Regions from separate parts of the Homo sapiens genome. Here region 2 is linked to region 1. A link is an interaction called in ENCODE POLR2A ChIA-PET data of the cell type or tissue named here. Cell type or tissue: MCF 10A. All regions are shown on one strand. Links, peaks and the distances in the headings refer to the core of each region. The heading gives the core; the rest is flanking DNA.

What was found. Peaks named below come from ENCODE experiments on the same cell type or tissue, not always from the same donor. Only the 100,000 strongest peaks of a DNase experiment are listed, where the experiment ranks them.
Region 2: POLR2A ChIA-PET joins it to region 1 with 5 read pairs; 4 of 35 experiments call an interaction of 5 or more read pairs at or near these places.

The regions. Positions count from the first base shown.
Region 1 is chr2:9,268,195-9,273,569 of GRCh38, reverse strand. All of the region lies in intron 1 of ASAP2 (ArfGAP with SH3 domain, ankyrin repeat and PH domain 2), which reads right to left. It also overlaps the pseudogene EIF1P7. Among named protein-coding and RNA genes, the nearest start is that of ASAP2, 64 kb to the right of the region's middle. In MCF 10A, for the core only: no CTCF peak of the experiment used is centred there; no DNase peak of the experiment used is centred there.
Region 2 is chr2:9,161,135-9,166,509 of GRCh38, reverse strand. No RefSeq gene overlaps it. Among named protein-coding and RNA genes, the nearest start is that of ASAP2, 43 kb to the left of the region's middle. In MCF 10A, for the core only: no CTCF peak of the experiment used is centred there; a DNase peak (open chromatin) is centred at 2,919.

The sequences.
Region 1 (5,375 bases), core at 121-5,120:
ACTGATTCGAATAATAATAAAATTCCAGTTTCCTGCACAGCTGGCTCTGCGTGAATTACTCTTCCTCTACTGCAGTTCCCCTGTCTTGATAAATCAGCTTGGTCTAGGCAGCAGCGGGCAAGGTGAACCCATTGGGTGGTTACACTGATAGATAAATTCAGTAAAGTTGCAGGATACAAAATCAACATACAAAAATTAGTAGCATTTCTATATGCCAACAGTGAACAATCTGAAAAAGCAATCAAGAAAATAATCCCATTTACAATAGCTACAAATAAAATTAAATACCTAGGAATTAACCAAAGAAGTACAGGATCTCTACAGCGAAAACTATAAAACGATGATGTAAGAAATTGAAGAGGACACCAAAAAAAATGAAGATATTCCATATTTGTGGACTGGAAGAATCAATATTGTTAAAATGTCCATACTACCCAGAACGATTTACAGATTCAATGCAATCTCTATCAAAATACCAATGCTTTTCTTCACAGAAATAGAAAAAATAACCCTAAGATTTATATAGAACCACAAAAGACCCAGAATAGCCAAAGCTATTCTAAGCAAAAAGAACAAAACTGGAGGAACCACATTACCTTACTTAAATTATACTATAGAGCTATAGTAGCCAAAACAGTATGGTACTGGCATAAAAACAGACACATAGACTAATGGAATAGAGAACCCAGAAATAAATCCATACATTTACAGTGAACTCATTTTTTACAAATGTGCCAAGAACATACACTGGGGAAAGGACAATTTTTTCAATAAATTGTGCTGGGAAGACTAAATATCCATGCTCAGAAGAATAAAACTAGACCTCTATCTTTCACCATACACAAAAATCAAACCAAAATGGATTAAAGACTTAAATCTATGACCTCAAACTATGAAACTCCTATAAGAAATGGAGAAACTGCAGGACACTGGTCTGGGCAAAGAATTCTTGAGTAATGCCCCACAAGCACAGGCAACCAAAGCAAAAACAGATAAATGGGATCATATCAAGTTAAAAAGCTTCTGCACAGCAAAGGAAACAATCAACAAAGTGAAGAGACAACCCACAAAATGGGAGAAAATATTTGCAAACTATCCATCTGACAAGGAATTAATAACCAAAATATGTAAGAAGCTCAAACAACTCTATAGGAAAAAATCTAATGATCCAATTTTAAAAAGGGCAAAAGATATAAATAGACATATCTCCAAAGAAGACATACAAATGGCAAACAGGCATACAAAAAGGTGTTCAACATCATTGATCATCCGAGCAATGCAAATCAAAACTACAATGATATAATCTCACCCCAGTTAAAATGGTTTATAGGCAAAAGGCAGGCAATAACAAATGCTTGTGGGGATGTGGAGAAAAGGGAACCCCTGTACACTATTGGTGGGAATGTAAATTAGTACAACCACTATGGAGAACAGTATGGAGGTTCCTCAAAAAACTAAAAATAGAGCTATGATATGATCCAGCAATTCCACTGCTGTGTACATACCCAAAAGAAAGGAAATCAGTATACTAAAGAGGTACCTGCTCTCCCGTGTTTACTGCAGCACTGTTCACAATGGCCAAGATTTGGAAACAATCTAAGTGTCCACTAACAGAAGAATGAATAAAGAAAATGTGGTACCTATACACAATGGAGTACTATTCAGCCATAAAAAAGAATGAGATCCTGTCAGCTGCAATGATGTGGATGGAAATAGAGGTTATTATGTTAAGGGAAATAAGCCACGTACAGAAAGACAAACACTCCATGTTTTCAATTATTTGTGGGAGCTAAAAAAAAAAATTAAAACCACCCCAGTCACTGAGCCACTGCCGAGGACTCAGCAGCCTCCCCCTTGGGCCCCGTCGCTTCCCTACTTTCCGTACCCTCTGCCCGCCGTCTTCCGCAGACCATTTCCACCGAGAAAAAGAAATTGGATCGTATGTCCACTATCCAGAACCTCCACTATTTAAACTCCTTTGCTGATGCAAGTAAGGGTGATGACCTGCTTCCTGCTGGCACTGAGGATTATATCCATATAAGAATTCAACAGAGAAACGGCAGGAAGGCCCTTACTACTGTCCAAGGGATCGCTGATGATTACACCAAAAAGAAACCAGTGAAGGCGTTTAAGAAGTTTGCCTGCAATGGTACTGTAATTGAGCATCCAGAATATGGAGAAGTAATTCAGCTACAGGGTGACAGGTGCAAGAACATATATTATGCCAGTTCCTCGTAGAGCTTGGACTGGCTAAGGACGATCAGCTGAAGATTCATGGGGTTTAAATGCTTGTGGCTCACTGTAGTTTAAGTGAGGATTTCCTTGCAATGAGTAGAATTTCCCTTCTGTCCCTTGTCACAAGTTTAAAAACCTCACAGCTTGTATAATGTAACCATTTGGGGTCCGCTTTTAACTTGGACTAGTGTAACTCCTTCATGAAATAAACTGAAAAGAGCCATAAAAAAAAATGAAAACAGGGCCGGGCGCGGTGGCTCACGCCTGTAATCCCAGCACTTTGGGAGGCCGAGGCAGGTGGATCACGAGGTCACGAGATCGAGACTATCCTGGCTAACACGGTGAAACCCCGTCTCTACTAAAAATACAAAAAAATTAGCCGGGCGTAGTGGCGGGCACCTGTAGTCCCAGCTACTCGGGAGGCTGAGGCAGGAGAATGGCGTGAACCCGGGAGGCGGGGCTTGCAGTGAGCCGAGATCGCGCCACTGCACTCCAGCCTGGGCGACGGAGCGAGACTCCGTCTCAAAAAAAAAAAAAAAAAAAAAAAAATGAAAACAATTGAACTCATGGAGACTGACAGTAGAAGGATGGTTACCAGAGGCTGGGAAGGGTAGGTGGGGTGGAAGTGGGGATGGTAAATGGGTACAAAAATATAGGTGGACAGAATGAATAAGATCTAGTATTTGATAGAAACAGGGTGACAAAGGTCAACAATAATTTATTGTACATTTAAAAATAACTAAGAGAGTATAATTGAGATGTAACACAAAAGAAGGCTAAATGCTTTGAGGTGATGGAAGCCCCATTTACCCTAATGTGATTATTATGCACTGCATGCCTGTATCAAAATATCCCATGTACCCCATAAAAATATATACCACGTACCCACAATAATCAAAAATTTAAAAAAAAATACTGAAATCTTAGAGCAACAAAAAATAACAAAGCTTGAGTCTCGAGGAAGCAAAGATGTCTACCCATCAGGCTGAGAATTCTAACCAGACCCAGGCTCTCAACTACCATGCTCCCCAAACGAAAACTCCACTCCAGCTCAGAGCGGGGGAAAAGCAACTTTCACGGGAACTTATGTGTAAAAAACACAAACAAAGGCAAGAACCGAAGAGACCCCAAGACAGGAGCAGGGCCTGCACTGCAGCTGCCGCCTGGCCAGACCTCATTAATTCTCAGGGGCCAGGTGGAAGCTGACCTTCAGTTTGTCAAACAAGTTTTACAGAGTGAACTTATCACAAAAACCAGAGAGGGGGATGTGTCCCAAATATTTCTGAGGAAAACTACTGTTTCAAACCACTTTAAAAGCATCTGTTTGGAGTTCCCAAACTCTTCTATAGGTTCCTCTCAAGTTACCGAGGGGCCTCTTCCAATCTCTGCTGCTCAGCTGAGCTGGAGCCAGGACAGGGGACGGGGACAGTGTGTGGGGACAGTGGGGACGGTGCACACTGTGGGTAAGGGAAGTCCACCACAGGAGAGACCACCACAAAGCTGTTCACTCATTTTCCACACCTGTGCTGTCCAACAGGGTAGCCACAGAGGAATGTTTCTATAAAGATTCATTCAAATTTCAAATTCAGTTCCTCAGGCCTTGCCACCTTCTGCAAGAGCTACAGCCACCCAGGCAGCACAGTGGCCTCTGAATGTCCCCAACCCCATGCTTCTCTTCCTCCGTTCATGGGCCCCACTGTACCGCCTGAGGGCGGTGCCACCACCTCTGGGGTCACCCGGAGGCCCTGGCCATGGTTCCCCCGTGGGCTCAGCATCAACATCACCCCATGGCCACCCTCCTCCATGTGGGGGCTCCTCTACCTCTTCTTGGTCCCCCACAGAACCCTACAGGGCCTCCATCCTGTGTCACCACAGGCTGAATGGTGCGGGCCAAGCCCACTATCTGAGGAGATGACCTGGCTCAGGGTGGGCACACACGGCCTGCGGGACAGCTTTTATCCAACCGTGAGCTAAGGGTGTTTCCAGACGAACATTTCCAATGAATGCAAGGACAGGGTCACAGGAAAGACCAACTGAACCCAAATTAATTAAGATAAATGTTATGCGCGCCCCCTCCCCCCCGCAAAATAATTCCTCTCTTCCCCTTAGGAGACCTGCATTACCAAAAAATTGTACTCCATTATTATTTTTATATTTTGAATTTCATTAATAAAAAATTTGTAGATATTTATCACCTCTCTTATGTAAGTACCTACATACCGCCTTGAGGCCCGCCAAACCTAAAATATTTACTATCTCTGGCCCCTCACAGAAAAGGTTTGCTGAGCCCTGGCCTCAAGGATCCATGCAAAATGCCCCTCCCACAGCACCAGCGGCCCCTGCACCCCACTCCTCCCAGCCCTGACAGGGAGCCCACACTGCAGGCAGCACAGCACCGGTTTGTCCCCAGCACCCTGAGTTCTCAATGCGAACCAGCAGGGGTGGGAAGAGGCTGGCTTCCTTCTTAGAACCCGAAGATGCTGCCCTGGGGAGAGCAGAGGCCTGCAGCACTCAGGCAGCCCTAGCATGCTCCGCTCTCCCGTCCTATCTCCTCTCCCCTCGTTCCACGGACGAAAGGCCAGCCTGAGAAGAAGGGACATTTCTGAAAGACAGTAGACAAAACAAAAAACAAAACACACCCAGGTCCGTGCCCCCAGGGTGGCTTTGCCAAGAAGAGTCAGACAGACATTCAGATGGCAGCTTTGTCTCACCACGCATTCGACTCTTCAGAAAGTAACAGAGAGCATTAATGACAGTGTCAAATATTTCCAGAAGCCTTTTGGGAAGCGTAGACTTGCACTGTGACCTGTGGGCTCCGTTTAAAGCCAGAGCAATAACGAACCTCCCCCCTTGTGGGAATAAAGCCAGGCCTGAAGAATAGCAGGTGTCGCTAAGAATTAAGATCAAATAGACGTCTGAGCTAAGTCACAGCTGAGGAAAGTGTGTGCCTAAGGACAGATGAGAAGGGCGTGTTTTGGTATTATCTTAAAAAATTAAAATTACTCAGAGTAAATATACATCCACAACAGAAGACATGGACAGGCTGTCCTAACACTCCTCAAAACAGCCCCCAACTGGATAAACCGAAATGTCGATGGTAAAATGAATAAACTGATGATGGACATTCGTACAACAGAATG
Region 2 (5,375 bases), core at 183-5,182, 110 kb after region 1:
AAATTCACCATTTAGTCCAGTGATTCCCAAACTTGCCTGAAGAGCTCATTAACAATGCAGGAATACAGGCTCCAAACCCTCGGACTACAAAGCAGTCTCTGGGGTAAGGCCCAAGAATCTGACATTTATCAAGCATCTCAGGAGATTCTAGTGCAGGCATTCTGCTGCCCATTCTTTTTTTTTTTTTTTTTTTTTGAGATGGAATTTCACTCTGTCCTACAGGCTGGAGTGCAGTGGTGCCATCTTGGCTCGCTGCAACCTCTGCCTCCCAGGCTCAAGTGAGTCTTCTGCCTCAGCCTCCTAGGTAGCTGGGACTACAGGCGTGCGCCACCACCATGCCCAGCTAATTCTTGTATTTTTAGTAGAGACAGGGTTTCACTATATTGTCCAGGCTGGTCTCGAACTCCTGACCTCGTGATCTGCCTGCCTCGGCCTCCCAAAGTGCTGGGATTACAGGCGTGAGCCACTGTGCCCGGACTTGCTGCCCATTCTTATGGTGCCTGTGGCTCCGGTTTATTGAATAAACCTCAGAGACTGCAGAAAGAGCCAGGTGCTGCTCCTCGGTCATGCCCTGTGGCTGGATGGCACTGTGAAGTGTCAGCCACATTTTTTTTCTTAACCTTCCTCTGACTCTTGCACCCAGCAGGTGCTTTGAAGCAAACAGAATCCAAATCTGGCTGATGGGAGCAGAACAAGACTTCTTTGTAGGCAATGGGATGACTCACAGAATCTCCAGAAGGGCTGGTGCGCCAGGCCCAGACAGTACACAGCCGGAGCCATATCCCAACTGCAAAACAGCAACAGTCCTCCAGGACACTCAACCCCTGGTTCTGGCCACAGGCCGCTGGCTACACCAGGATGCCACCATTAGGGTAGAGATTTGATCCCATAGTTAGCTGTTGCCACTGCCAGAGAGCTCTTTGCTCATTTCATTATGAATTTCCAATTCAAGATCAAGGCTACATGTAATGCACTGGCCTCAAGCGAGGCTGGGGAAGTGAGTATCTGGCATTTTTAGCTTCTAGAAGCAGAAGAGGGCTTTTCTCACATGAAGACCCATAGGCGGGAAATTCTGTAAATATAGGAAGGGGGTTCAGCCGCAAGAACAAAAAGAAAGACAATTGTCTGCTGCGTGAACCTTGCTTCACATCCCTCCCCCCGACTGCCTGGTTCACCTTCTGGAGAGAAGGCTTCCGTGGCTCCAAGAGGAAGTTGTTATAGCAGAACCCGAGAACAGGGGATGAAATTCTTGGTTTTAAAACTGTGAATTTTTTTGGCTCTGGACCCATGTTAGAATCTTCTGGGAGACTTTTTTTTTTTTTTTTTTTTTTTGAGACAGAGTCTCACTCTGTCACCCAGGCTGGAGTGCAGTGGCGTGATCTCGGCTCACTGCAAACTCCACCCCCCAGGTTCAAGCAATTCTCCTACCTCAGTCTCCTGAGTAGCTGGGATTACAGGCGCCCGCCACCACACCTGGCTAATTTTTGTATTTTTAGTAGACTCAGGGTTTCACCATCTTGGTCAGGCTGGTCTTGAACTCCTGACCTCATGATCCACCCTCCTCAGCCTCTCAAAGTGCTGGGATTACAGGCGTGAGCCACCGCGCCCAGCCTCTCCTGGGAGATTTAAAAAAATATCCATCCCTGGCCAGACGTGGTGGCTCATGCCTGTAAACCCAGCACTTTGGGAGGCCGAGGCGGACGGATCACAAGGTCAGGAGATCAAGACCATCCTGGCTAACACGGTGAAACCCTGTCTCTACTAAAAAAAACACAAAAAATTAGCCAGGCGTGGTGGCGGGCGCCTGTAGTCCCAGCTACTCGGGAGGCTGAGGCAGGAGCACGGTGTGAACCCGGGAGGCGGAGCTTGCAGTGAGCGGAGATGCACCGCTGCACTCCAGCCTGGGCAACAGAGCGAGACTCTGTCTCTAAATAAATAAATAAATAAATAAATAAATATAAAAAATAAAAAATAAAGAATACCCATCCTTGGCCTAGCACAAACCAATTGAATCAGAATCTCTGGAGCTGGGGCCTGGATGCCAGTATGTTTTGTTTTGTTTTGTTCTAATCTCCCCAAGTGATACTGACATGCGTCAGGGCTAGGAGTCACTGCTGTAAAGTCTGAGAAGCTATGAGCAAGGTGTAAGACAGGGCGGGAGGGTTTAGAATCACATGTGATTAGGCAGAAGTGCTTCCCCCACCCTCCTGGCACACTGGAGAGGGGTCCTGAGCTGGTGGAGAGGGGAGACCCAAGAAGGGGGAACAGGAGGGGGCATGGGGTGGGCCTGACTCTGCCCTCCTCAGGCTGGGCCCCAGGGCTGGGTAGGGGTTGCAGGAAACTTCAGATAAGCTAATGATTGAGGGCAGAGGGTTCTGCTTGGAGCTGCCTGGTCGCCTTCCAGTGCTGCCCCTGCCCCGGGGCACTGGGAGCAGCCAAAGGCTTTTCCTCTTGTGACTGAGCCAGGCTCAGTCTGGATGCCAAAATAAGCCATACCTGAGGCTCCTATGGCCTGGAACGAGGAATGTGGTAGGGACCTCAGGACTGGTGGCCTGATGGGTGGGGCCACAGGAGGTGGCAGATTCTGGAGCCAGAATGCAAGAGCTTGAATCCAGAACCCACCACTTATAGGTCTGTGACTCGGGCAAATTACATAACCTCTCTGTGCCTCATTCTCCTCATCTGTGAAATGGGACTAATACTGTCCCCACCCCGATAAGGTTGTTTTGAGGGTTACCTGGATGGGTATCTGAAGCACCAAGCACCATGTTCAGGAGATACACCGTTAGCTCTGTATGGGAGCATCCTACAGAAATACACACATGGGCATGCAGACGTCTTTACGGATGCCAGCCCAGGGGGAACCAGATGCAACCCCCATGCCCTAATGCCAAAAATGCCCCAGGGAGAAGAGCTGCAACTCTAGGGAGAAAGTGGGGAGCAGAAACACATACATTGTCTAATTTTATCATGAGTCAACTGAGAAACTTTTGAATTGGCAAGATTTTATTTTCTGTGACTAAGAGGAATGGGAGCTAAAGATAGAAACTAAGTCTAGCTCCAAAAAACTAAAGAAAGAACCATTTTGCATACCTGAGTATAGGGCTTAAAAAAATGCCTATTTTTGTATATTTTATAGCTCTGGAGCTATAAACTTCCAGGAGACTTTCTTGGGTCATCACAAACACAACACGTCATTGGTGTCTTAGTGCATTTTCTGTTGCTATTAGGTTGGTGCTTTTTATGCCATTAAAAAAAAAAGTATGGCAAAAACAGGCTGGGCGCGGTGGCTAATGCCTTTAATCCCAGCACTTTCAGAGGCCGAGGCGGGTGGATCACTTGAGGCCAGGAGTTTGAGACCCTCTGGCCAACATGGTGAAACCCTGTCTCTATGAAAAATACAAAAATGAGCTGGGCGTGGTGGTGGATGCCTGTAGTCCCAGCTACTCAGAAGGCTGAGGCAGGTGAATCGCTCGAACCCCGGAGGTGGACGTTGTAGTGAGCTGAGATCATGCCATTGCACTCCAGCTTGGGCAAGACAGAACGAGACTCCCTCTCAAAAAAGAAAAAAAGAAAAAAAAGTATGACAAAAACTGCAATTACTTTTGCACCAACCTAATATAACTGAAGACCTGAGACTGGGTAATTTGTAAAGAAAAGGAACGTATTTCTTTTCTTTTCTTTTTTTTTTTTTTGAGATGGAATCTCGCTCTGTCACCCAGGCTGGAGTGCAGTGGCGTGATCTCGGCTCACTGCAAGCTCTGCCTCCTGGGTTCATGCCATTCTCCTACCTCAGCCTCCCAAGTAGCTGGGACTACAGGCGCCCACTACCATGCCCGGCTAATTTTTTGTAATTTTAGTAGAGACGGGGTTTCACCGTGTTAGCCAGGATGGTCTTGATCTCCTAACTTTGTGATCCACCCGCCTCGGCCTCCCAAAGTACTGAGATTACAGGTGTGAGCCACGGCCCCCGGCCGAATGTATTTCTTATAGTTATGGAGGCTGGGAAGTCAGAGGTTGAGGGGCCACATCTGGTGAGGTCCAAGTTCAACGTGAGTTTCGGAGGGGACAAACATTCAAACCACAGCATTCTGGTGTAGGAAAATATTGAAGTTTGTTCACTGCCATGTTCTCTTAATAAAGCAAAATCTTATATGTGACTAAAATATCCAACCACAAGATAATGTCTAAAAAAATTCTAGTTTATGAATATGCAGCCTGTTAAAAATGATCATTTTAAAGAGTATATATAAACCTCGAAGTATTTTATGGTATACATTTTTTTTTTTTTTTTTGAGACAGAGTTTCACTCTTGTTGCCCAGGCTGGAGTGCAGTGGCACGATCTCAGCTCATTGCAGCATGTGCCTCCTGGGTTCAAGCGATTCTCCTGCCTCAGCCTCCCAAATAGCTGAGATTACAGGCGCTCACCACCACACTCAGCTAATTTTTATATTTCAGTATTTTTATATTTCACCATGTTGGTCTGGCTGGTCTCAAACTCCTGACCTCAGGTGATCCATCCACCTCGGCCTCCTAAAGTGCTGGGATTATAGGTGTGAGCCACCGCACCCAGCCAAGTATACAATTTTAGAAACAGACTGCAAAAATGTAAGTATGATGTGATGGGAACCACATGGTTGGCAAAGAATGGAAGACATACGAAGGGGAATATAGTTTTTGTATTAGGACAGTGAGGTTACGACTATTGCCTCAACATGTTAATGTATGTTGTTTTTGAAAGAAACAAGTCCTTCAGGCTCTGGTCCTATCTGCATTAAAACACATCATATGGACTGCGGTGGGACATTCTTGACATTTGAAGTCCCTCGTAGGAGGACTCCGATGGGGGCTGCGGCCAACTGTCCTCAGCAGCCTGGACAGTGACTCTGCAGGACCCTAGGGTGGTTGCCACCCCTTCTCTGCAGTGCCTGGGGCAAAGATGCTCTACCAGAAGCTACTACTGCCAGCACAGAATAAACATGCCATCCCCAATCAGTGGAGAAGTTTGGACTGTTTTATAAGGATGTCAGGGAAATTAGCAGGGGAAATGAGCTATCCATGTAGAAAAGATAAAATCTGATTTTGGTCTTATGTTGGGTTTCTCACACATGGATCCTGAGCTGAGGATTTGTGAGCAGGTGAGTATACATATATTTTTTTGTTTGTTTGTTTGTTTTTGTTTTTTTTGAGACGAAGTCTCGCTCTGCTGCCCAGGCTGGAGTGCAGTGGCATGATCTTGGCTCACTGCAACATCCACTTCCTGGGTTCGAGATTCTCCTGCCTCAGCCTCCCAAGTAGCTGGGACTACAGGTGCCCGCCACTACGCCCAGCTAATTTTTTGTATTTTTAGTAGAGACGGGGTTTCACCACGTTG